Regions from separate parts of the Mus musculus genome. Here all the other regions are linked to region 1. The links are chromatin loops, found by intact Hi-C in ENCODE. Cell type or tissue: heart. All regions are shown on one strand.

Evidence for each region. Hi-C counts contacts between places; a loop is a spot of excess contacts. Peaks named below come from ENCODE experiments on the same cell type or tissue, not always from the same donor. Only the 100,000 strongest peaks of a DNase experiment are listed, where the experiment ranks them.
Region 2: it touches region 1 in a loop (2.6-fold over the local background); 3 of 42 quality-filtered maps call a loop at or near these places.
Region 3: a loop joins it to region 1, with 2.3 times the contacts of the local background. A loop is called at or near these places in 7 of 42 quality-filtered maps.
Region 4: it touches region 1 in a loop (2.2-fold over the local background); 5 of 42 quality-filtered maps call a loop at or near these places.
Region 5: a loop joins it to region 1, with 7 times the contacts of the local background. A loop is called at or near these places in 5 of 42 quality-filtered maps.

Annotation. Positions count from the first base shown.
Region 1 is chr3:30,012,963-30,017,962 of GRCm38, forward strand. The region is part of intron 2 of Mecom (MDS1 and EVI1 complex locus); the gene reads right to left. Among named protein-coding and RNA genes, the nearest start is that of Mecomos, 4.5 kb to the right of the region's middle. In heart, a CTCF peak has its summit at 2,476; DNase peaks (open chromatin) are centred at 229 and 2,489; H3K4me3 peaks cover 832 bases; H3K27ac peaks cover 1,413 bases.
Region 2 is chr3:29,888,688-29,893,687 of GRCm38, forward strand. Gm33206 (a long non-coding RNA gene) reads right to left here and starts at 4,540. Exons shown (of 6, transcript XR_880724.2): 1 at 4,419-4,540. Mannr (Mecom adjacent non-protein coding RNA) reads left to right here and starts at 2,330. Exons shown (of 2, transcript NR_110437.1): 1 at 2,330-2,562. In heart, a CTCF peak has its summit at 2,229 (motif pointing right); no DNase peak of the experiment used is centred here.
Region 3 is chr3:30,157,763-30,162,762 of GRCm38, forward strand. The region is part of intron 2 of Mecom (MDS1 and EVI1 complex locus); the gene reads right to left. Among named protein-coding and RNA genes, the nearest start is that of Mecomos, 140 kb to the left of the region's middle. In heart, a CTCF peak has its summit at 2,773; a DNase peak (open chromatin) is centred at 3,719; H3K27ac peaks cover 716 bases.
Region 4 is chr3:30,103,140-30,108,139 of GRCm38, forward strand. The region is part of intron 2 of Mecom (MDS1 and EVI1 complex locus); the gene reads right to left. Among named protein-coding and RNA genes, the nearest start is that of Mecomos, 86 kb to the left of the region's middle. In heart, no CTCF peak of the experiment used is centred here; DNase peaks (open chromatin) are centred at 2,512 and 3,522; H3K4me3 peaks cover 1,380 bases; H3K27ac peaks cover 3,313 bases.
Region 5 is chr3:30,244,478-30,249,477 of GRCm38, forward strand. All of the region lies in intron 1 of Mecom (MDS1 and EVI1 complex locus), which reads right to left. Among named protein-coding and RNA genes, the nearest start is that of Mecomos, 230 kb to the left of the region's middle. In heart, a CTCF peak has its summit at 2,295 (motif pointing left); DNase peaks (open chromatin) are centred at 284, 1,624 and 2,044; H3K27ac peaks cover 2,390 bases.

The DNA.
Region 1 (5,000 bases):
GAAACCTACTAAAACTTCTCCCACTCCTCTGTCGCAGCTCCAGGGGCAAGACCCGCAGGAGGAAAGTGTGCGAAGGTAGGGGGCCTGCCAGGCCAGGACGGCCCCCCAGGTCCTCCCAGAGCCTTCTCGGGGCCAGACCCTCACCGGCTCGTCCCCTTTAGCCACTCCGCGCCCAGCCGCAGGGTTTCTATTTCATGAACTGTCTCTTTAAAGGGGATCTGCTCGGCCATCCAGAAAGAAACCGGGGCGAGGGAGAAAGGGAGCTATCTCCAGAGTGGTCGGAAGCCAGACGACGGGCTCCTCTTTCAGTAAATTTTTAAAGTGACAGCAGCCTCCTCTGGCGGGAGAGGTCACAAAAAGGTCGCCAAGACCCAAGTCCTATAGGGACAGACTGATTATAGATGCACCATCCCCAGAAACATGTAGATTTCTGCCGATAAACAACCAATGGGGAAATTTCTCCAGGCAGGATTTGTTTCCCCAGGGAAATCTCTTTGGTTTTGATGTCCTGAGCACAAGGGTGTGTGTGTGTGTGTGTGTGTGTGTGTGTGTGTGTGTGTGTGTGAGAGAGAGAGAGAGAGAGAGAGAGAGAGAGAGAGAGAGAGAGAGAGAGAGAGTCTGTGTTAGAGTTGGGTGGGGGATGGGAAAGATAGGGTGGAGAATTGCTTTCAGGGGTGTGAGGGTGCCTCCCCAGGCAGGCTGGTAGTTTGGAAGCTCTGAAGAGGGCCAGGGCAACTCTTAGGATAAAGAGATACTGGCTCGCATTAAAAGTCTCAAGACAGCAGCTTCAAAAGTGAAAACTAACACACATTTCCAGTTTCCAGTTAAGCATATTTTAAAATAAAATATAATTTAAGTTTCTACTTAAATTTATTCCTTTCCTTTTTATAGTTAGGTCCCCAGAAATGTGTACATTTTAAAAATACCCCTACACACACACACACACACACACACACACACACACACACACAAGAACAAATCTTAAAATCTAAAGCATTATTTTCATATCTCTCTCACAAATAGATTGTAGTAGATTGAGAATATTTTCTAAGTTATTCAAAAGGCCATGACTTCCCCAGAGTCAAGTTATGCAAGTGGTTGCTTTTAGTGATTCATATTTTATATATTAGATAACTTTATAATAAGTTTGGGCACTTTCTATCAATACAATGCAGAGATGACATTGGGTGAAAGAATTTGGATAGAGGATGGCAAAATATAAGAATCCATGTGTTTATTTGTAGATAAATTTGGAAAAAAAAATGTTAAACCCACCGCTTAATTGAGAATAAATGCTTTTGATGAGAAAACTCCATTTATAAAAGCAAATAGAAAGATACAGCTCACCTACCCACCAAGAGAAGACAGAAACACCTCCAGGACAACCACCCCCAACCCCCACTAGGCAAGAGAACTGCCTCTGAGCTAAATCGCCAGCCCTCAGATCCAATTTATTCTCAACTCAACAATGGAAAATTTAGTAAAATGCCTAGGTCTAGGAACAGGTACTTGGGAGGGGTGGAGCCAGCTCACAGGCTTAGAATGTGTGCTGACATTAAACTTTTATCTATGAATCAGGACTCACAGTACCACCCACATTTCTTTCTCTCCAAGGGCAAGTTAATGTGAAAATCCAGTAGATCTTTATTTTCCCCAAAATGCTGATCAAAAAACAAAAATAGTGTCAGAAGACAAGGAAGCAGGTGACAGTAAATGACTAGAGGTGGTGACTAATTCATTTTGGTGGCCTGTTATCTATGACACTGAACTGTTATTTCAGATAATGGCCATTGTTTGGCGGGGGGGGGGGGGGGGGGGAGGGAGATCTCACAGCAGTAGTAGGTAAGACAGGGGAAAAATCCTTTGTAAATAACCTAAGCATTGAGATATTCCCATAGAGCCCTGCCTGAGAATCATGAGGAGTCTGGGCTTCCCTGCATTGATCTTAGGCCCTTCCTCAACTTGCCCATTGTTGAAGTGCTCTTTTTCTTTTACTTTTTTTTTTTTTTTTAATTTAGCCATAAATTGGAATAGCTGGAGCTATGAGCTGTTCTATTTTCTTCCTGTCAGGATGAGAGATTTGTTTTATGATGCATTGTGTATTAAATACAAGTAATCTGGGGAACTGAGTGCTTCAGACACTTCAGCTTGATCAGGGGGTCTGGGTGCTCAGTGCCCCAAACCATTCCAAGCCCCTACTTCACCCCACCCTGGCCTTGCAGCACCCACTGCCTAACCTTTTTCAAAGCTTCTCAGAAAAGCAGGAAAGGTTGGTGGCGACACAAAGGTCCTGGGAAATCAGTGACAGGTCCTAACTAAATTCACATTTCAGGGAAAAAAAAAAAAAAACCTTTGAGGTTTTTGTTGTTGTTGTTTGTTTTGTTTTGTTTTCTCCCCACTTACATTAGCTTCTGGTGTGGGAGGCGGAGCGACGGGTCTAGATGGTATTCTTGCAGGTACGGCTGGAGGCCGTTAGGTGGCGATGTATCCCGAAATAAAGTACAGTGCCTGCAGCCTCAACGACCTAGGTGAACCCACCAGGATCTGACAGCCTGGTTGCAGCCTCCAGGTCTCACAGACACAGACCCTGGGAAACTGCCTGAGTGGAGGATGCTCCTACCTCTGAATTTCCTTAATTTCCTCCCTGAGACCTTGAGAGATGTGTCTAAAGACAGCGAGGATCCATTCTAACATTACCGCTATCCGTTTAATATGTGTCTCTTATTAAATAGTATCAATATTGGTGCTGTGATTCTCACTCTTGTACAACAGATAAACTGCAGGAAAGATTACACGGCATTATCACAAGCATCTATCTGGGCGAAGAAAGTCTAACAGCAGCTTCCTGGTCCCCACTCCCCTCACCTCCTCCCAACACCGTCTTCTTTTGCATATGAGGCAGGAACTTCACATGATGACAGCCATCCTGCTTTGTCTTAACATAACTTGAAATTTAGAGAAAAAGTCCCACAATCTCACAATAAGTGATAGAGCGCTCCTCCCTGCCTCTCTCCAATAGTAACCCATTAGGAGATCTACCCCATCCGAAGAAAAACAGGCTCAAACAAGGGTAGAGGGCAGAGTTTTGCAAGGAGTGTGCTTTGCTTCCCTGTAAGCTTGCTTCCCGTTAGTTAGGAGCCTTCTAAAACAATAAATAAATACAAGGAGCCAAATCCACCAACTCCCTTTACTCCTTGGATTTCTAGAGAAATCTGTTTACAGTAGTTACCAGCTACAAATTAAGCCACTGCAAAGCTGCTTTCTGCTCCACAGTGATCAGGAATACGCCTGTTCTGCAGAGTTTAGCACCGCCCTTGCAATAGACTATTACAAATAATGGTTTTACCTTAATCTCGAACCAGCTTTAGTTTGCAAGCCCGGATCAGGAAAGTTGATCTAACTACCAGGGTAGTGGAAGGCAGGAGGCGGCTTTAAGCAATGTATGGCTTTGAGAATGCATGCAACAGAGTAGCGATCAGATTTTTACAGAGTAGCGATCAGATTTTTTTTTCTTAAATAATCATACTTTTAAACCGCTTTTCAGTACTAGCCATGGCACGCTTCTTTTCTTTATTGCTCTTAATTGTTGTTTACCAAGAAGACAACATTGGGAAATTCTCAGTTTGAGCAGAGTGGGTAGATTTTCTAGGAGTCACACACTGGTTGATGGCCAGGCTGGGGTGGGAGGGGTTAATGCATTTTCTTCCAGGTTTGAAATGGGTATAAACCCTCCGCAATCCTTTCCCTTCCTCCCTAGGCTGCAAGGACTGCAGAATCTTTAAAAGGCCCAAAGATTTCCAATAAGGCCATGGGTTCTGCCTTCATGGTATAACTGTTTATTTAAAATAAGTCAATATATTAGTTAAAGCGGTAATAAGTCAGCGCCCCAGTATCCAAGTGATTCCCACAGGACTGTAAACCGATGCCTCTTTTAAGCCTTAAACTTCAGGGTTGTCCCAGAAGCAAGAGTCCAGCTAATGGAGGCCCTATGGGCATGGTACATGCCAGCACATCATTAAAAGAAAGAAAAGCAGTCCACAGAAAGCCAGATGAAATGACTGCACTGTCCACTTTTAATGGCTTCCTGTGGACAAACGGCCCTGTAACACTCTGCAGAGGACGGTATTTAAAAACAAGACAACTTGCTGGCAGTTTTCAATACCATAAAGTTAATAAAGTAGGCTCCCATTCACCCTGACATTATGTTTTGAGTTTATAGAGGAAGGCCCTTTATAACCTCAGCCTAAGTATAGTCTTTTTAATTCTGCAGCTCTGGGTTCTTGGGGTGGCTAAGCAGCCATTGAACTCCAAGTCTGACTTTTTTTTTTCTTCTAACACCAAGCAAATGTATGGGTTTGTTTTTTGTTTTTTGTTTTTTTTTGGGGGGGGGGGCATCTCATATGCAGTCTCTCCTTCACAGACTATCTGTGAAATCCTGCTTCATACCGTTCATACAGTTGGGAAGCATGAAATAATTTGAGAAATTGACATTTGGCTGAACAATAACTGCTTGCTAATTAAATTAGCTTTGTGTATAGATATTGATGTGTGTTTAAAAAGAAAATCAATGCTTTCTCTCCACGGCACAGTGGCAATGTGGGAAGTGGTCAGACTTTCACCTAAGCTTAAGTGAGACACAGGTAAGAAAATTTCAGTATTATTTTGGGACTCAAGAGATGTGTCGCTGATTCCTCTACAATTGCTACCCCATTTTCCTTCCCTCCGACTCCTCCAAATTCTTACCACCTATCAGATCTTTTAAATCTTTTTGTTCCATGAAATTTGAATAAAATTCAATGCACAGGTGCAGAAACTAGATCAGAAAGCCAAGGGAGCCGATGTGACGAATGTTCCATTTGACTTTAATTATTTATGCTGCTTTATCAGGGAAGTATGTCACAAACTTGAACTTGAATTCTGGGATACTGGTAGGCAGACTTGCAGTCTGCCCAGCCAAACACCAAGCTATAGGCACAAAGGGACTGCACCCCCAGAGCATC
Region 2 (5,000 bases), 120 kb before region 1:
AGTTTACATTCCCAAAACACATATCAGTGCCAGTGGGTGTACTGGCCTGTCTGTGCTTCCAGCACTCAGGAGACAGCAATGGGAAGTTCCATAAGCAAGCTATATAGCTAGACTAGCTGTGTCATCAAGCCCTGGAGTTAACTTAGAAACCCTGCCTGGACACATATGAGAGAGGGTGCTTGAAGAAGACTCCTGACACAATCTCTAGCTTCCATATCCACACACACATGTATACACATCCCCCCACACCTGGATATCCACACACACATGGAAATATTCTCAGAAAGAAGGGATAACAGTAGTATCTCCATCATAGAATAATCGGGGCTATTGGATGAGTTAATAGGAGCAAAGATATGAGGAAATATCTATCATGTTAGATCTACAATTGTTAGTGAGGTTATTAGTTTGTGTCCTAGTTATCTAGCATACTACTAATTATTTTCCCCTTTAGTCAAATCTTTTCATTAATATTTGTGGTTCCTCCTGTACTTAAATATCAACTCCATTCATATCTCTCCTTCACAGGTCCTTCCTTTGAAATCTTGGTCATCATGTACAATTTCCTTCATTATATGTCCACTTTGACAAGTCATGTACCTGTTAAACTCAACTTTCCCCCTCCCAACTGGTCACCTCTCCATCCTTGCTGAGGAAGCACACCCACTATTGAAGCTAGAATGCTGATAATAACCTTCTGTGATGTTAGTACTGATGTTCAAGCCCTGAGCCATCAACATCCTGTCTCTGTTTTTACCCATATTCCTCAGACCTTGTAAATGTCTGTTACCTGCCATGTGAACTATTGGAAATTTCAACTGACTTGCTTCTCAGCCCTCTGACCTCTTTAATTCCATTGTCTATGTACCTGGGAGAACAACCTTTTCAAACATGAGAAGGTCTTATACTTAGAGAATGCTGATGCCTTCTTTTCTCTCTTATAGTCAAGATGAACTAACTCTGGCTGAGCTCATAAGATGTTTGTACCTCAATTTTAAGTTACTTTGTTCTCTCTGCTGCTTTCTTCCTGAAGGTATTGGCCATTGTTTTATCTTATGAAAACTTTCCACTCTTCTCAGGGCAGAGCCTGTGTACATGCTGGTCCTCCTAATCACCCCATCGTTTCTGTTCTTTGTGGCTTCTAGACTCTTGCGTCACATTCTCAGGAAACCATCCTTTGATCTTCATGGCCAGATATGTCCTTATATCATTCTTGTTTGTGATGTTTAACATGATTCTGTTTTTATATTTCTTTATGGCATGCTTAGGTTTTGTTTGTCTTATAATAAACTACAACTTCTGTGAGCCAGTATCTTCAGGAGACAATCCTGCAACTGAGTGGTCAAGATTTCACATATTGATATTATAGCCTTTGGGGATTCACACCCCCCGCCCCCGGCAATCCTCTGAAACCATCTTTGTGGCTATAGAATGATGCCAGGAACAGCATGAGCCTCATCCCGTAGAAGAGTTATCTATATGATGTGCACAAGCTAATTCCAACACAGTTGCTCATAATTGTGATTAAACCATAGTATTCTTGACTAGACATGGCCACAGAAATTAAGTCAAATGAATTAGAGAGTTGTTAGGCTATACCTTACTTGACTGATGTAACTGCAGGGAAAGAGCATTTCAGCACATTCTCTCCCCCTTAGAATTCCTTAGACTGCAGTGCCTGAGTCCACTCTACTCACAAACAACATCATAAGACACAAACATGACAGGGCGACTTTTATTAACTGTGCAGTATTTGCATTCAAGTATAGAGTCTGCATTTGAAGGCTTTCTTCCTTAAAGAAATGACTGTTTCAAATTATGATGACTAAACACAGACTGCAGATACTCCCAAAACCACAGCAAGAGAACAAGCTGGGAACTGCATTATTTTATCTTCAGAATAGCCAGAAATATTTCAATCTTCACTCTTTTGATGACTTCATAGAGAAATAACTGTGTGGTTGACTTTACAAAAGAGAGGAGAAATTAGAAAGGGAGAAAGAGAGAGAGAGAGAGAGAGAGAGAGAGAGAGAGAGAGAATGTTCCAGCCTTTACTTTTGAATTTTGAGACTACATCACAATACCTAAAGAAGAAAAGAAATTGTTTTCTGGCTTTGATGTTCAAATGTCAAGACAATAATTTTTTCTGTTACAAAATGATGACTGTCTGGAAAATATTTTTTCTATTAATATTATAGGATTTTTAGGTCTTTGGACAGTTCATTTGAATGGCCACAAGAGAGCAGTAAGAAATTAAAGCTCACTCAGTGACTCAGAGTCACACTGATGTGGGCCCTCTGCTATTAGGAAAGTTTGAAAGTCCGATGGACTTCATGTTCATGGACTTGGAGAGGCAGTCCGGGAGTCCATTCTCCCCCTTAAAAGCTATGTAGTCAAGAAGGTCAATGCCGACACGATCAACAAATTATCAGGAAAGAACCTGGAATTAGACCTTCAGGAAACCCATATTCATGTGTGAAATGGAAAAATATTCTCGCCTAGAGCTCAGGGGTGTCTTGAGAAGTTTCTGCCCTGTCCCTGTGGAATATACAAGACACAAAGGTATGTGGTACAAGACAGAGTCCCACAGGGCAGGCCTGGGCATCCCTTAGAACATGACCAGTATTTTCAAATGTTTGCAACCAGGAATGTTTTACAGTTCTAATTCTACCTTTTTCTCTTATAGCTTAACTATCATATAAAGTGGTGTTTGGAGGATATCGTGATAGTTCTTAAACCTCTTCCCTAACTCTCTATATTCTCTACCCTCTTTGCTCACACTAGCTTTGCCATGTATGACTTAATATGTTGAATACCATGAATTTTAAAAGCGAATTTAAAAAAAATGAATTCACAAACGGCTAGGAACAGAATTAGTATATGAGAAGTTACTATAAATCTGTTCAAGAAAAAGTTGAACAGCCAGTAAAATAAAATAGAATTACTCCAAGCTCACGAAATTAGAATCACAGTCAATATGCATGTGAAAATTGTTTGTGCTTAGTAAATGGCAGAATGTTGTGTTAGCAGAGTTTGTGCTGAAAACAGCACGATCCTGATGCTTTGTATTAACAGAAAGATGACACAGCCTGTGGGGCAGATGTGGAAGCAGCTAGAAAGTAAGGTAGAGCGACAAGCTTTAAAATGTGCGTTTCCTTTAACGGAGACAATTCCTCGCTGGGAATTAACACTGTGAAAACAACCCGATGAACTCAATGTAGAGGCTTCAATAGTAAAAGAGAACTGGAAAAAAATAAAAATTGTGTTTCAAAGAAATCAAATTTGTAAAAATAAAGGTATAGAGGTGCAGCAAGACTTTGACAAAAGACACTGACAATAAAATACACGTACACGTGCTGGCCCTGAAAACACAGGAGGAATTTTAATTCATAGTGAGTATTAAACGCCATAAGTGATACAACACAGGAAGAAACTGTGCTTGGCTACATAGGAAAATATCTGTATGTTATTTTCAAAGTAGCAATCCCCCCTGGGAATGAGTCTTAAAAATGATTTGTTTCTGTTTTCTTCCACCGTTTCGTTTCCCCGAATGCTTTGGTTTTAAAACAATTAGTGTGTTACTTTCAAATTCAATAAAACACACACACACACATACACACACACACACACACACACACACACACACACACACACACACACACAAAATCTATTTCTATGCTCTAGGAAATTCTCAGAGAATCTTAAAAGTTAGTTTGATAAATCTAAAAAATGCTTAAAATATGATCTCCAGTTACCAAGTGACAGAGAGTAAAAATCTATTAATTAAAGTCAGCATATGTAATTTACAGATTCTAAATAGTAAGAAAGAAAACTATGTATTGAAATTTTTCCAAAGTAATTATAGATGGTATTCAGTCAACTTACACATTTAGGTTATTTTGTAAATCAGTTCAGATTATCATATTTTAAGTATAAAAATTTTTGCTTTTCAAAAGAAATACGCTCTTCCTTAATATTCTATTTATGGACAAGCCAGCAATCTGGCATTTAAGCAATTTTAATTTTTTTCTAGATGTCTTAACTGACTGTCTGCTCATTGATTTTCAGTCATATATTGAACCTGTAACTACTATAATGAACTACATTTCAAAAGGACCTTTATTTAATGTGACCTCTGTCTTGCTGAGAATAGCTTCCTTAATGATGAGTCAGAATTTAGAGAAGGTATAATTGTTTCATATTTGGAAAATAATATGCTTCTCAACATAACCCATGAGCAATTATTATTTTTGACCATTTGAATTACTTCTATATTTTAAAATCATGAATTATCACATATTTTCTATGAAGCCACTAATATATCAGATTTAAACCATCACTGCAAAATACATATTATTACCTCTAATTTATGTTAGTGTAATCATAGTAAGTACAACCCGTTGTCTATCATGACTTACGTGAAGCTGGAAAGAATCCCATGTGTGAACGCTCTAGTTCCTAGAGGAATTTCATGCTTCCTTGGAAGAGACACTTTTCCCCAATTAATCATATGTGGTGGTCCATTTCCTTCTATTAGGGAACCCTCCTAGGCAGGAAAAAAAAATCTATGACTTTCTTCCTGGTTATAATTTAGAAGAATGAGAGGCAGACTATGGTAGTGTGTACAAGGCAGGCTGGACCAAACGCCAGTTCCCCAGGCTTCTCCTTGACTTCCACAGATGAAGTGAAAAAGCTGACGTTCTTGCACATGTTTCTGCGTTCTCTGGTTTCTAGTCTATGGATGAGAATTCATGTTCTCACTGGCTTTTTTAGTTACCCTCTTTTCCAATGAATTTTATCTTTCTCCAGAGAAAGAAACAGTGTCATAGAAGACGTGAGACCAAGCAAGGAAACAAACATCACTGTTCTACCCATCGTAACTGAAAATGTGCTCTTTAGCTGTCAATTAAATCTTATTTGGTAGCCATGGCGTTCAAATGCTCTCATTGTGGAGCTCTGAGAATGCCTTGGAGACAGGACAGAGAGTGGCAGCACTGTCA
Region 3 (5,000 bases), 140 kb after region 1:
AGCACAAAGAAGGTTCCTCTAAATTTTAAAGACTAAAGCTATCTTGAGCGTCTGAAAAGATAAGAGGGAGATGGGAAAGAAATGGAGGGGAGAGAAGGGGGAAGGGGAAGGTAACTTCTGGTGGAGCTCACTCTACATAGAAACCACTATTGTGTTATAGTTGACCACATTGGCCTAATAAGAGGCTGAAGATCTGAATCCAGGCACTGCAGAGTATTTTAAAGTACCCCAGGGAATGGAAACATACCTGGATCAAATTATATTGAGCTCAGACACACATACAGCATTCTAACTCTTTCCACTACCCTGTGGTCATATTGGGTAGTGTTGTTTATTAATGTTCAATCACAGATATTAGGATGAAGGATGTCAGTTCAGAGAAAAGAGGACTACATGGGCCACCAAAACCTAGCACAGTGGAGTTGTTTTGGCCAAGACCTCAACTGTAGGCTACACACCAATAGTCATTGCTGCCATTACTTGCCAATAGGTGGCTGATGAGTGTATTTGAAATCTCAGTTCTGGGAAGAAACAGCTGACACAAATGAACAGAATGGGCAGAATCGGAGAGAAAAGCTACATTGTGAGAGCTAAGTGTAGAGCTACGATCAAGGTCTCCTGCCCAGGGACCCTTAAGTGGGCTCATCCCTGCCTTGCTGCTGTTGTGTGAGCATATAGGCCAACAACAACACTACATCTAGCCCCTGGGTGGGATGGAGTCTTTGGCTGCTCTTCTAGTTCATAAAGTCTCCTGCTATACCCTGCTGGCTCCTTCTATAGGCTCCTTTATCACTTGTTTGCTCTCAGTCTGGTAGGCTCTTGGGTTTTTCTGCTATCATTGAGAAAATTGCTCAGGTTTTCTCTCCAAGTAGATGAACCAAGTACATTTGTTGACTGTGGTTCTTCTGAGTTCTAGAGCAGTCATCATCACCAAACACTGTGTATTTTGGTCTTGTGTTCCTGTCTTCTTACTTACTAGAAAGTTCCTTAAATATGCAGAATTTTTCTAGACTCCAGGTACGTTCTCTCAGACATATTGTTTGCCATTCGGGTGCACGAGAGGCTGCTATGGGTTTCTAGCCAGTGAACCCTGGCTGGCCCCTGATAACAAGTGAGAACTGGAGTTGATAGAGAATTTTCAGCCCAGGCCCTTAGGAGAGTTTATATTCATTCTAGTGTTCCTGTCAGTTTTTCTCATGATGAAACTCTTTCTCTTGGTCAATCAAGTCAACTAGAAACTAATTAGTAATTAGTACTTAATCAAGAGCTCTCTCTCTCTCTCTCTCTCTCTCTCTCTCTCTCCCCCTCCCTCCCTTCTCCATCCCTCCCTCCATTCCCCTTTCTTTCCATCTCCCTCTCTCTTTCCCTCCTCCTCACCCCCTCCCTTCTTTCAATAACTATATGACCCAAGGTGCCTGGTTATTTTATTGGTTGGTCATTAACCACCGCTTGGAGTTTCTTGTTTGGTTGATTGGTGGGGTCTTTGTTTTGCTTTGCCAGTGAACCCTTCCTCTGTTTTCCTGCTGGAGGATAATTAGATTTCTGTACTCAGCTACTACAGTTAGTCAAGAGCAGTATTTGTTTGTTGTTGCTGTTGCTGCTGCTTAGTTTTTTAAAGATGGTTTGATTGATGGATGGATAGGAGAATGGCTCAGTGGGAAGTGGAAACATGTGGAATCAGAACCTAAACCTCCAATTTCTACACAAAAAGCAGGCATAACTGGCCACACCTATAACCCTGCCCTGGTGGATGCAGACAGGAGCATCCCTGGGCCTGCTGGCAGTCAGTCTGACCAAAAAAATTAGTAATCTTTAGGTTCAGTAACAGACCTGCTAAAAGACATGAGTCGGGGAATGATAGAGCAAGATACATGGCATCTGCTATTGTCCTCATACACAGTCATGCCCCATATACACACAGCTTCTCACAGCACACACACATACATACCCACACGCACACACACAAACACACACACACATGCCACAATGGGAAGTGTGTGTGTTAGCCAGTGGAGAGGCATTGTTTCTAATGCTGATCATGTGTGCCATGGAGAATCACCCTATCAAGGTGGTAAAACAAGTGTCTGCGCATGCTGTGCCTCTTACCTTCTGTCTTTTCTAGCGGCACAGGAGAGCACTGAGAAATCGAAAGCCGGCCACCTGGAACCCCACACGCTGGAAGACTTGGCCCTTGAACCTGAGGACCCAGCTGCAACTCTGGGTTGACTATTTAGACAAAGATGAATCTGATCATCTGATGAAACCACGTCAATCACAGATTCAGCTATAGCATTCCACGCTAGCCCTCCTTCCAGAAGCTTCTGCAGGACACAACTCCACCAACACAGAGCCCCAGAGGAAAAGGCTTACCACAGTCATTTTCCCAAGCCTGTCTGCCTCTCCCACCACCCATGCAGAATCAATTCCACTCCACAGCATCTCCACCACCTTCCTCCTGGCTCTAGGAAGTGCTCTCCATCCCCTTTTCTTGCTCTGGACTATTACTTTTTCTATTCTTTAAGTTTTCTTTTTTTATTTGAAGAAACAGTTCATATCTTAATGCCAGATAAAATACGAGCATTATGGGGATTTTCAAATGGTACTGGGCTTTGAAACTTCTCTCCCACTCTTGCTATCGTAATTTGGCTGACTTACTTTACATATTGAGCATCTAAAGATATAATTTAAAGAAATATTTTAGTGTTTTTTTAATTTAATGGGATTTTTTCAAAGTTAAAATACACGTGACTCAAGGGATTTGCCACCACCTGGTGGCAGCATATGCAAATGTCAATGTACCTAGATGTAAAAAAGGGTGGAGTTGAACCCGCTACTCAGAAGTTATACAGTAGTATCAGGTGTATCTCAGAGACACATGTCGCTGTAGGAAAACAAATGCATTTAAAAAATACAAAATCTCTTTTGAAATGAAATCCAAGTACGGAAAGCTAAGTTTTCCATAACTGAAATTAGCACACCTTATTACACAAACTTCTGGCATGCAGGGTATATTTCCATGGTGTCTTAGAACCAGCATTGTGGCTGCACGTAAGACAGCCAGCAGGGCCTCTCACATTGTCGCTGTGCTTCAATGTGGTGTTATTTTACCCGCTAGTCATTGCTTCTTCCTCTTGCCATCAGAATAAGTACTAGATTCTCATTTAGTGCATTCGACCTGGGATTCCCAGAGCTGTACTCCATCTCCTCTGAATCCAAAGGCAGAGCAAAGCCAGCTTTCTTAAACCACTGTACACAGAGAACAGGAGACCAGTGCTCCTCCCGCAGCAAGGAACTGGGAGTGGAGGAAGGATGTGGGATCTTCCCTTTCCAGACCCTTGTACTCTGTCACATGTCAGTCATGGGTTGTACTGGTTTTGTCTATTGGAACCACACCACCCTCACTCTGGCCTGACGTGGCAATGCTCTGTTCAGGCAGAACACTGTTCTCACTGAACCAGGTTCCAGTAAGTGAGGCGTATGTTTACTGAAAGAGAAAGGAAACTAGAGCCAGGTCTTTCTTTGTAGTCTCTGGGATGGTCAGACACCCAGAGACCCTCCCCCAAACAAGGGGTGCTGTCCTTGGCCTCTCCTCTGGCTCAGTGACTCAGAAGGCATGGCTTTCTTGATCACAGTGATATCTTAGACTGACTCTTCTACCAGGACACAGGAAAAGCTTCGGGGTAGGGCAGGGGCATCCTGCCAGCTCTCGGGTCTGCAGAGAGCTGTGAGGAAAAGCAAGCAGAGCTCCAGTAGGTCTTGGCAGAGCAGAAGGCAGGCCCTTGAGCAACTGTCTGAAGAAGCCACCATGGCTTTGCACTTAGTGTGCATCAGTAGGATATATCCTTATGGGTTCACCCTCCACCCTCAGTGACTGCACAGCATTTAAGGACAAAAGTGATTAGCTATAGTGCAGCTTCCAATTGAAACCAAAACCAGGTTTCCATAAACACTCACACTAATATTCTTTAGCAGCCTTTCCTGGGCCAGCTATAGATGAAGGCAATTACAAAACTTGCTTGATTCGCAAAGATAGGATGGAAGGGGAATAACCAGAGAGCCAGAAAAGTGAAACAGCAAGAACCCACCTGGTGACCTTCATAGTAGAAGGCTTTTGCCATGCCTATGGTGTTCCTTGCCCACACCAGCATCTTGTAAAGTTCACTTTGAGCATTCCAAGTGTGCCACTGTTTATTCTTCCAACACTGTACAGCCAACATTAGGTACTCCACAACTTTGAACTACAGTTCAGACAACTCACTTGTAGCTTCAGCCTTGAGGCATGGATGCCACTGACTACTGATATGAACTTGTATAGCCAAGTATGGTCAGCCATGGCCTTCCAGTGGCTGTAACAGCCACTCCACAATTTCACAGCTCCTGAAACTTTAATCCCTACCATCCTGGATGTGGAGTGATGAAAAAGGTATCACTAGTAGAGTTAGGAATTCACAGCAACCAAAAGCAACTTAGAAACCAAGCGTGCAAACTGTCTCAGAGGTGCTCATGGCAACACCTTATCATGAGGCATTGCAGGAGGGCTCCGCAGCTGTGGCTCTGAGCACACATCCGCCCTAAACACTGCAGGTGCTCCTATGACTCGACACGTGAGTGAACGGTGCTCTCCACACCTGGGCTCAGGTTCTATACATTTATAGATTAAGTATTATAGTATTTTTCTTGTCTATACAAAGTGTTCTGCTCTTATGAAAACTGAATTGTTTAATTACAGAAAATAAAAGACTTTCAATAGTTTTCTAGCATGTTCCCCAGAGTGTTATCAAAATAGTCTGTTTGTTTTTACTGTGTTAAAAGTGTCTGATTTCTTTTTAATGCTATTTAAGTTATAGATACATTTTATTTTAAAAAATCAGTACATAAATTTGACTTGGGATTAAGACAGATTATTCTACAATTGCTGAAATGGTTTAAGATATACTTCTGGCTCTGTGTGCTATATATTTCTGAGAAGTGGCATTCTCAGAATTGACAATTATAAAATA
Region 4 (5,000 bases), 90 kb after region 1:
TGAAAGTTAGGCTGAAGTTTGAGGGTTTTTTCCTAGTTTAATGTAAGGCAATTCATTTTTCCTTAACAGTAATCAAAGCAGTCAGACACGGTACACATCATTGGGTTGGGGGAGAATTATGTCTGTGGTTTATTTAAATAATGTAATACCAATAAAGAAAACTTTAAAGAATATTAGAGTGTTTGAAATATTGGGAGAAATAAAAGTGACAGCACAAAAATATAAAAGAAAATTAAGTGCAGGAATTATTTTGTAGATACCACTGATGTATTGGGCATACTAACAATATAACACACAAAGAATAAAATCTGATTAACAAGCTTCAAAAAGGAATAGCTAAAAAAAGGCCCCATGGAGGGAAACTAGCAACTATTTAGGAATATATATTCATGTGTTATAAGCAAGGCTTTAATAGAAAGTTCTGAAATTTCAAGTTTTCAAACTTGAAGAGATGTTTATATTTTTGTAATAAATTGACAGAGTTATGATTTCTGGGTCATAGCCTACATTCATCTATTAATGCAATTTAAGAAATTGTATTTTTTAATAAGAGGTTGAGAAAACCAGGATGACTAGTTATAGTTTTAGATTGTCAGGAAATTAGTGACAAATAGCTATGGATCCTGCAAAAAATGCATCAGCATTTGGGGGAAACATAGGACACTCATTTAAGTCTATTTGTGTTGATATAGCAAACTCAGACTTAAAAAAAAACAAAAAACAAAAAACAAAACAACAACAACACAAAAAAAAACCCATGGTTTTCTGGCTTCATTTGTACTTTAGGTAGAAGCTTTTACAACAAGAATTCAACTACTGAAGTTCATTTCCTGCCTTTAATTCTAAACGAGCAATTTGCTGATAATTTCCTGTCTACATTTTCATAAAGTAGAAAGAACAGGACTGCTTAAGCTTAATGTTTCAGTGACCAAATAAACTTCAGCAAGCAGAGCTTAGGAAGTGGGACAGCTATCTGGAAACTCGGATCATGATTATAAAATCTCCGCATGCTATTTATCTCCCCTAAACGCTTAAAAATATTCTGAAGGAAGGCCTTAGTGATTACTTCTTTGACCCCCAAACAAGCAGAGCAGTATGGCTTGTCTCAGTGGACCCTGAGCAATTCAAGTCGAGGGGTAGGAATCCACTGAACTGTGTACCTCTTCAGGAATGAGAAATAGCCTCAAGTGCGCTCTCTCTCTCTCTCTCTCTCTCTCTCTGGCCTGGATGAGGAAACTTTTTGATTTGAACTCTTTACACCTATATACTGATGTTTATCAACCCTTTGGAGTTCACATTAAAATAGAACATCACTAGAAAGCATCCTCTGAAATCTAAATTGGGCTGTCAATTAAAGGTGAAGAATGACTTTGTATTATTGCTTTAATGTGAAGCACCTTCTTTGTCCTGTTGAGGTACAATCATCTTCCATCCGAAATCCATTATAGCATCTGCAGAAAGCTTAGGAAGTTCACACTGGCCAAGGCTCAGAAGAGGGCCTGATCATAAAATCCACAAACTGTGGGGACAACTGACTAAACGTTAACAAGTGGCAGCTTGTGGCACTGCCCACCCCCAGGTGCCCAGCAGAGGTACAAGGGAAGTCAGATACTAATTACAAAGGGAGGTTTTTACTAGGCAGATTTAAGGGCCACAGATGAGCCAAATCCCGTTTTTTATTATCTACTGTACACTTAGCTAATGCTTTCCCCTATGAGGAGGGCTTAAACAGTAAGCACAAATAGCACAATGAAATTCTAATACTCTCCCTGTGTGGACCTGGATTATTTCAGCCACCAGCAATGTGAGTAGCTGCAGGTGTTGCACTAAATAAAGTAATATAAAGTGTCTAAATTGCAACTCTGGAAGTACTGTTTCAAGCCCCTGTCTGCTTTTTATTAACAGTCGGATTCCTTACTATCAGCAGCCACAACTACCTCTACCCTGTTATTCAGCAACAATATTTTGATAGGCACAGATCTATTAAAAATCACTGTTGATATTTTGTGACCATAGTCATTTCAGAGTTGAATAAGCATTCAATCTTCTCACAGAAGGGGAGAACGTAAACTTGCGATCCAGGAAAAGAGGAAGTCAGGGGTTACGGAGGTGCAGAGGCCACGGAGAATGAAACAGACCCCCTCCATCAAGCCGAAAACTTGGCAGCCTAACTAGAAACAGACCAGCCCTAAATCTTAAGGTTCATGAGCTCTTAGTAACATAATTAACCGAAATAAAACTAATATTCCCGTGTTGAGTTTCAGCTTAACAGACATCAGCAGCTCCAAGGGACTGCACCAGGGACGCGAAGTCGGAATGAGAAAATGCTTGCCTTGTTTAGGGACCGAGTCTGAAGGTAGGAAGGAGCACTCTCTAGCAAGTCCACAAAGTTTCTGAAGCAAAGAAAAGCTGTGTAGGCAGCCAGCTGTCCGGTTTACATTCCCTTCCTACTGTGAAGCAACACTTTGGAGGGAAGGTGTGGGTCACTCATTTGAAATTTCAGACAGGGCAGTGCTGGAGATGTCCAGTGCATGTGTTCTTAAGGAAGAAAACCCGAATTCCCAGGGGGAAACGCTGAACAGGAAATGTCTGGCCACTGGTTGCATCACGAGATATCAAAAGAATTTCACTTTGGCTCCTTCACTGCATCAAGTCAGGACATTCTTGATTTTTTTTTTTAAATACTCACTAAGCTCCTACAAAATGAACTAAGAAAAAAAATAGTGATATCAAAATGTTTCTAAAAGTTTCCAGTGTCTGAAATAGAGAAATAGAGGGGAAAAAACAAAAAACAAAAAACAACCAACAATTTAGGAAGAAATGCAGAGTGTTAGTTCTGAGGGATTAAATAAACAACATTAGTATCTGTGGATAGCAGTCAGGAAATTCCATTTATCTGATGAGCTGTTGGCGACCTAAGAAGTGTTTCAGCCCCCAACCCCCACTGTGCCCACAGACTTCTTTTTGCAGGAATTTTTATGCTGTTTTGCTGCAGATAGTGTGCATTTACAAGTAAAGATGCATTTACAAGTAAAGAGGAGACTAAAAAGGATTTCTTTCCTTTTCTTTAAATTGATGTCCATTTATATACCTCAGCTCAGGAAGTCCACAAATTCAGTCTCTAACTGGGAAGAGTCTTGTCACAGGACTGCCTGGGGCCATCAGCCCTGGTTTCTTTTCTTTCTTTCTTTCTTTCTTTCTTTCTTTCTTTCTTTCTTTCTTTCTTTCTTTCTTTCTTTCTTTCTTTCTTTCTTTTTTTTTTTTTTTTAACAAGCTTCTCTTTTAACACTTAACACCAGGGATGATTTAACAGAAAGTGTCTCAAGTCTGAGCTACAGCCCCTTTAGACTCTACCCAAACAAAGGTACTAATGTGTGGTCAGTTTCTTGGCAGCCCCACTCTCTGCTGATAACGTTCCTGTTTGGTATTCTCCAAGGAGTTGGCTGCTGGAAGTTGCTCGAACCTCATCCCTTGCTGCTCCGGGTGCGGGCGATGCTCCGACTGCGCGGCGCCAACCACAACATGCTACCCACCGTGAGAGAGCAGGACGCGGGCCGCTCTAGTCAGGACTTATCGTCTATCATACTGATTGACGAAACCAAGAGTGAGCAGAAAAAATAAACATGAACAGAGGCTGCAGTGTATGAGCCCCGTCAGCTGGGAGTTTTAGTATTTGGCCTTGGCGATCCCACTCTCCTGCTAGGTTATCTTTCCCGTGTGCTATCATTTATCATAACTTGGAGGGGCCAGGGGGGAGAAAAAAAACCTTGGACTTTTCTATTGGCTACATTCATTAGACAACTTTCTTTTTAATGCCCCCGCCCCTTCGCACCAACCCCTACCCACACATAATAATAGCATCCTTTTATATATTCCCCGAAGAACGTTGATGAAATCGAAATATGGTTCATCTCCTTTATTCCTGCTCCACATAGATCACGGCAAGTAATTAACCTTTGCTGGCCCATCAAATCTAGAATGCAAACCTGCATGTCAGTCTACTTCAGTCGGGCGCAATAATAAACCTGTACCTCTCTCTAACAAGGAAACTCAGTAAACATCCTGGATGTTGGTCACTGACTTGGGTAGCTAGTATCTTCTTTCTTAAGTAATGGCACTTGACTTTTTCAGACACAAACCATGTTTTGTATTGGTCTTGACAGCCACTATAAAGTACCCCCCAAGTGTGAGTAACAAAGATGATTTGTATGTGGCCCGCAGTCCTCCAGGATTCTAATAGCTTTCTCATTCCAGCCCAGAAAGACGGAACACAGGGTAGCTGGTTAAAGCTGATACAAGCGTTTCTTCTCTCAGCAGGCTATTCTTGCATAACCATTTATTTTGCAGAGTTTTAAAGTGCCTGAAGGATTTAATTATGTACATAGACAACCCTTATAAACTCTATTCTAGGGTTTTTATTGACTTTTGGGCTGGGCAGCTCTTAGGCATTTCAATTAAGTGTTTTTATAAGAAAAACTACAATATTGTAAAAAAAATTCTTTATAGATATTCCCAAGCAGGTTTGGTCTCCCATCTGATTGAATAAACCATTTAATTGACAAAAAAAAAAAAAAAAAAAAAAAAGTTACAGGTTAATTTGAGGTTTAGGTTTTGTTTGGTTTGGTTTTGGTTTTGGTTTTAGTGTTTTGTTTTGTTTTGTTGGTTTAGTTTTTTGAAAATAGAGGGTCAAATTCCACACAGGTATGGGAAAATGGACTGGCCAATACCAGTAGAATGACATGACAAGGTTACTTTGAAAAATACTCAAAACACCCAAGGTTACCTGTTTGTTACTAGGAGTGTAAACTCAGGACAGCAAAAAACCCCAACTGGGCGATTTTTGCATGTTCCACTCAACAAGTGCAGAATAATATATTGCCAAATTCATTTGGAGCACCAGCCTGACAGAGCGACCCCTCCAAAGTCTGCAGGAGACCCCAAAGCCGCCTTTGTCTGCTGTCTTCAATTGCAGGGGCTCAAGTATTTACAAGAGTTCTGCA
Region 5 (5,000 bases), 230 kb after region 1:
AGGGAATTGAACAGATTAGGTAACTCAGAAATTTAGACATTTCCCCCCATTATGTTTCTTGTTGCAGTTTTGTAATAAAAACACGAGCAAACTTCAAAGGAAGCTCTGTAGTAAAGGTTAATTGCCACTAAAGAAGAGGGTGGGCCCAAGCACCAGTACTTTGTGCCCAACTCCCAGGCAGACAGGAAGGATTACACGTGGCTGAACGCAGACGATGTGTGCCCAGCATCAGGAGAGGGAGGCTTAGCCAAACCTCAGGCCCCACCAGGGACCTCCAGGGAGTATGTGAGCATAGAGCCATGAGTCTGTGAGTCCATGCACGCTTACCAGTGGTCGGGGAAGGGAGGGGGAAGACTGCAGTTTCCTTTCCAAATTAAAACAGGACATGCTCTCCGTCCCTCCTCAGGACAATTCCTGAGTGGTGACAGAGGCGTGCTGATGAGAAAGCAAAGGACCTCAGGGGCCAGCTCTTCTCCACCAGCAGCAGAGCCCTCCACTGAACATGTGAGGAAAGGGAGGAGCCCAGGTAATACCAGATGCACAAACCGAGCAATGAACTGGCCATTGAAGCACTCTGTGAAAATGTCCCCAGGAAAATGAAATTTCACACTCCCAATGAAAGGAGGAAAGGAAACTACTAAGATGAGGAAAATAGATGCTCATGGAGCTGACAAATAGGCTGTAAAGGATTCTATGGAAATCCAGCAGCATAGATTTGGAAGCAGAGGTCTGTCCTATAGAGGTCATTGTCTTAGAGAGGTCACCCATGGGCAGTCTTCAAAGCACCATGATCCCAGAAAAGGGTGAAAGGCAAACACTCGTCATGTTTCAACTCTGGTCCATGTGTGTGACATCTGAGTCTCTATGGCATATTTGTGCCCTAGCCTGCTGACATGGCTTGGCATGTGGAATTTTCCTAATGGTCTTTCAAGCTCCTTTGACTCTCAGTGTTTCAGTTAGCTTCCTTGTTCTGACCTAATCCATTTCTTCCCTCTGGGCCTTGCTACCTGACAGTATTCAAAGCACTTCATTAGTCTGCTGTCAGAAAGATCCAGAATGAGAGAGGGTTGGGAGAGGTAGCAACAGACAGGGCCAAGAGTACAATAGGAATTGAAAACAAATAGCAAATATATACATAAATATATTTCTCATATTATGGTATAGGCCTTGCTAAGCTTCTCTTAAATGGCGATGGAAAGAAATTGCTAGAGCCTTTTGGCATCTATTTACAGAATCCAAGAAAACAAAATAGAGACACTAACGTTCTGTGGGTAAGGCCTAGAGGGAAAGCATGACCTGGTTAATGTTTGGTATATTTTGTTGTTGGTGAGCCTAGTCACCAGTCTATACTGGAAGGCCTGGTAGGACCAGACTCCTTACATGCCCGTCTGTATTCCTTTCACAATGCAACATTTGCCTGAACTCTCTTTTAGCACTACAAAATTTTAAGAGATTTTTGGCAACCTCTGACCTACTGGCTTTTTTTCATAAGCCTTTTATATCCCCAAAGTGGCTTTGCTTCCAATCCATTTAAAGTAGAATAGAAATGCCGGTATTTACATCACAGCTTACTGGCAGGTCGCTTCTCAGGCATCTGCAGTGAGCAGAGTACGGCCTTTCAGCGTTCAGGCCCTATCTACAGCAATTATTTGCCAGCATATCTAAAAGAAGGCAGGCATTTCCTGCTGCACACAAATGGGACACTCTTATCTAAATCACTGTTTAAACAGGTATTTAAGAAAACACTATCACAGGCAGGAATTTACTGATGACGGAACACACTGGTTTAGGGCTGGACTGGATGGTTAAGGACTAGCCATTGTCAAGAAAGGAAGTATATCAGCATGAGGAAGGTATAGAGAATATTTCACAACTCCCCAGGGGTCAAGATGGAGGATCATAAACTTGGGAAAGTGGCCATGAAAAAGGCAGTTGCCTTGAGGTTTCCACCCGGTAACTCCTCTGAACCCTGGAGCCACCTGAGAGGAAGAGCTAGCGAGTTGGGCCAGTTTGTGTCTGGGACCATTCCACTGAAGCCATAGCAGATCCCCATAATGAAAGCTGGAGAACTGCCAAACTGGGCATGCCAAAAGCTTAGAAAATGTATTTCCTGGAAAGACACTTTGAGAATCGATTGGCTCTCCCACAATCCGTAACCTAGGCGAGAGCGTGCTCTGGCTCCCCAGCCCTGCTCTAGCCAGTGCAACTGGAATTTATTCCCAGTGGAGGCTTATAAAGCTGGGCTGTTATTCTCACATTAAGTACACTGCCCTCTGGTGAGGGCTGTGGTTTCTGTGTGGGCAGAATGTGTGGTTTACTATAGCTAATTTGTTTATGTTGTTGACGGTGGTTTCAGAGGAAAGCATGTTAAGAAGTGATCTGATTGGCTTCTTTACCAAGACCGTTTAAAGGTGGCTGAGACATGCTGGAGCATTAATGCGCTGTCACTAATGGGGAACGACTGGTCTCTTTGACCACGGATGTGCTTCACTGGGTTCTGCGTGGGACCTGAGAGCCGCAGTCTCTTTATGAGGGTTATCTAAGTGTGGCTTGGTGGCTCTTGCCAGAAGTACTACCGCCTTGTCTCAGAAGGGGAGCTAAACACTGAAGGAAAAAGTCCAGCCATGACTTCCCTCGCAAGGACACTGAAGAATAGTATATACTGAGAGAAGAGAATCAGACTGTTCCCAGAAGAGGAAAGGCAAAACCTTCCTGGAAGATGGCGATCGGGAGGAAGTAAAGGACCCTGAGAGCCTCACTTCGTGCTTAAGCCAGACTGCGCTGTCTGAGACATGAGTAAGGAGCTTGCGTGAGCTCAGGTCCATTCCACAGAAGAGCTCATGGAGACCTTCCCTACAGCTACAACACAGAAGAACTTTCTTCCAGCCAGGAGTCCTGCATAAGGAAAAGAAAATACTTATGCATGGCTGGCAGAAGAGGGGGTTGTGGCTTGCTGAGAAAGAGGAATGCAAGCGGGCAATTAAACATCCACAGCGCCACACTCGGCTGGAAAGGAAGCAGAGAGTACCCCAAAGAACAAAATTTCCTTAGACTCTCAAACTCAGGGAAGTCTTTTTCTGTTCTGTTTTTGGTCTTGTTTTGTTTTTTTTTTTTTTTTTTTAAATGAGAAGTTGATCCTTGTTATCACAGGTTTGTTAATAAAAGGACAACAGTGATTTGTGTCCTGAGGTAACATGATGAGGAAGGTCCCTCCAGTAAGATCAAACTCTGCTCCATTGTAAATACCATATCTCTGCTGTTAAAAACAAGTCTAGATGTTGCCAACGAGCACAATCTGCCGGCCCATTCTACCCTCTAAAGGGCTGCGGATTGAGTTTTCCGACACCCACCCCATCATGTGAAATGTGAAATCGTTCAAAATTGTGGGGATGGAATGTGACTGAAAACATAAAGGAAAACTTTGGGGTTTTTTTTTGTTTGTTTAATTTCAGAAAACATTATTCATTTTTTAAAACTTTTCAGAAAAATATGAACAGATGTGTGTGTGTATATGTATAGGCATATATGTGTGTGTGTGTGTATGTGTGTGTGTGTGTATGTGTGTGTGTGTGTATGCCAGCCACACTTATGATTGAAGAAGGGGTAATTTCAACATGGTTAAGTGGTAACACAAGCTAGGTATTTAAGGGAATGATATAATATGACAACTTCATAGACTACCAAACCCTGCCTGGTGTCTGGGAATTGTCACTATCAACATGTGTAATAACTAGTAGCATTAGGTGGTCTGTACAGTATCCTTCCTGCCTCGTTGAGTCACACAGTGTAAGACAGTTGATGGGCACCAGGCAGTGCCTCCTAAAGACAACTGACTTCTTATGAAAGGCATCCAGGGCATCTTCTGCATAAATTACTATAGTTTACACCAAGAGAAGATTATGAATGTTTGCGAGGCTAAATTTATTTACAAACTAGGTCTAACTTATTTATATGGCTGGCCCAATAGGCTTTTGTTGAAATATTTATGCTATCTGTTCTTCTGCCCCACTAAACTCTATCACAATCATAAACACTGTTGAAAAATGATTCGCAGTTAGCAGGATTTAAACTGCCCGTTATATCCCAAGCTAGTGCCAGTAAACTTTTGCACTGGTTGATAAGGTTTCCTCCATGGAATAAATATACATTTGACTTTCAAAATCTTTGGTGAGCTCGATGCTATGAAAAGTAAAGGTTTAAACAGATGTTCTGGGCACCACCTATACTGCATGAATGCTTCCACTGCATGTTCCCATTGACACTCTGGGGAAAGATCGCAAAGGGGTCCAGGTTTAAATCCCTTCCTAGCATTCAAAGTGGGATCAGATGAACAACTGTGGAGGTTGTAGCCCTCTCCAACGATGCTGCCACTTGGGCTGATTTGTGTGCCCATTTGAAGCTACTTTTCCAGTAACATGTTGTAACTAGTGTGTCACAGAGCTGATAGAGACAGACCAGAAACCAAAGACAATAAAGCTTCCTCCATCTGGTAGTTTAGCATTGATCAGCAAAGTCAGGAGGTGGTAGGAGGTATCTGGCCATGCAGCAGAAGATGACTAAGTTGAGGTTCAGAATCATGAAAAGTAGAACAAGAACTGTATTTACGCTCCTGTGTAGCCAGGCATCTCCAGCCTTAGACTGACGAGAACCATATGCCATTGGCCTTTTGTATCTACAAACTCTTCACATCCAGAGATCCAACCAGTAACAGATGGAAGATATTCACACATATGGCAATGCCTCTACTGAACTCACACACTTTCTCTTCCTGTCACTGTTCCTAAGCAATTCAGTGTGACAACAAGTATCTAAATGGCTTTGGCACTGCAGTAGCCATTGGAAGTAACATAGCAACAACTTAAAGTTTACAGGAGCATTTGTGTAGGTTAGAGGCAAGAAATGTTATTTCATTAGAGGGAAATATCAAGGGACTTTGTCTTCAAAAGTCTTCTCCGATTCCCCCAACGCCTCAGGTTCCAAGGAACAGCAGTCTACACCAG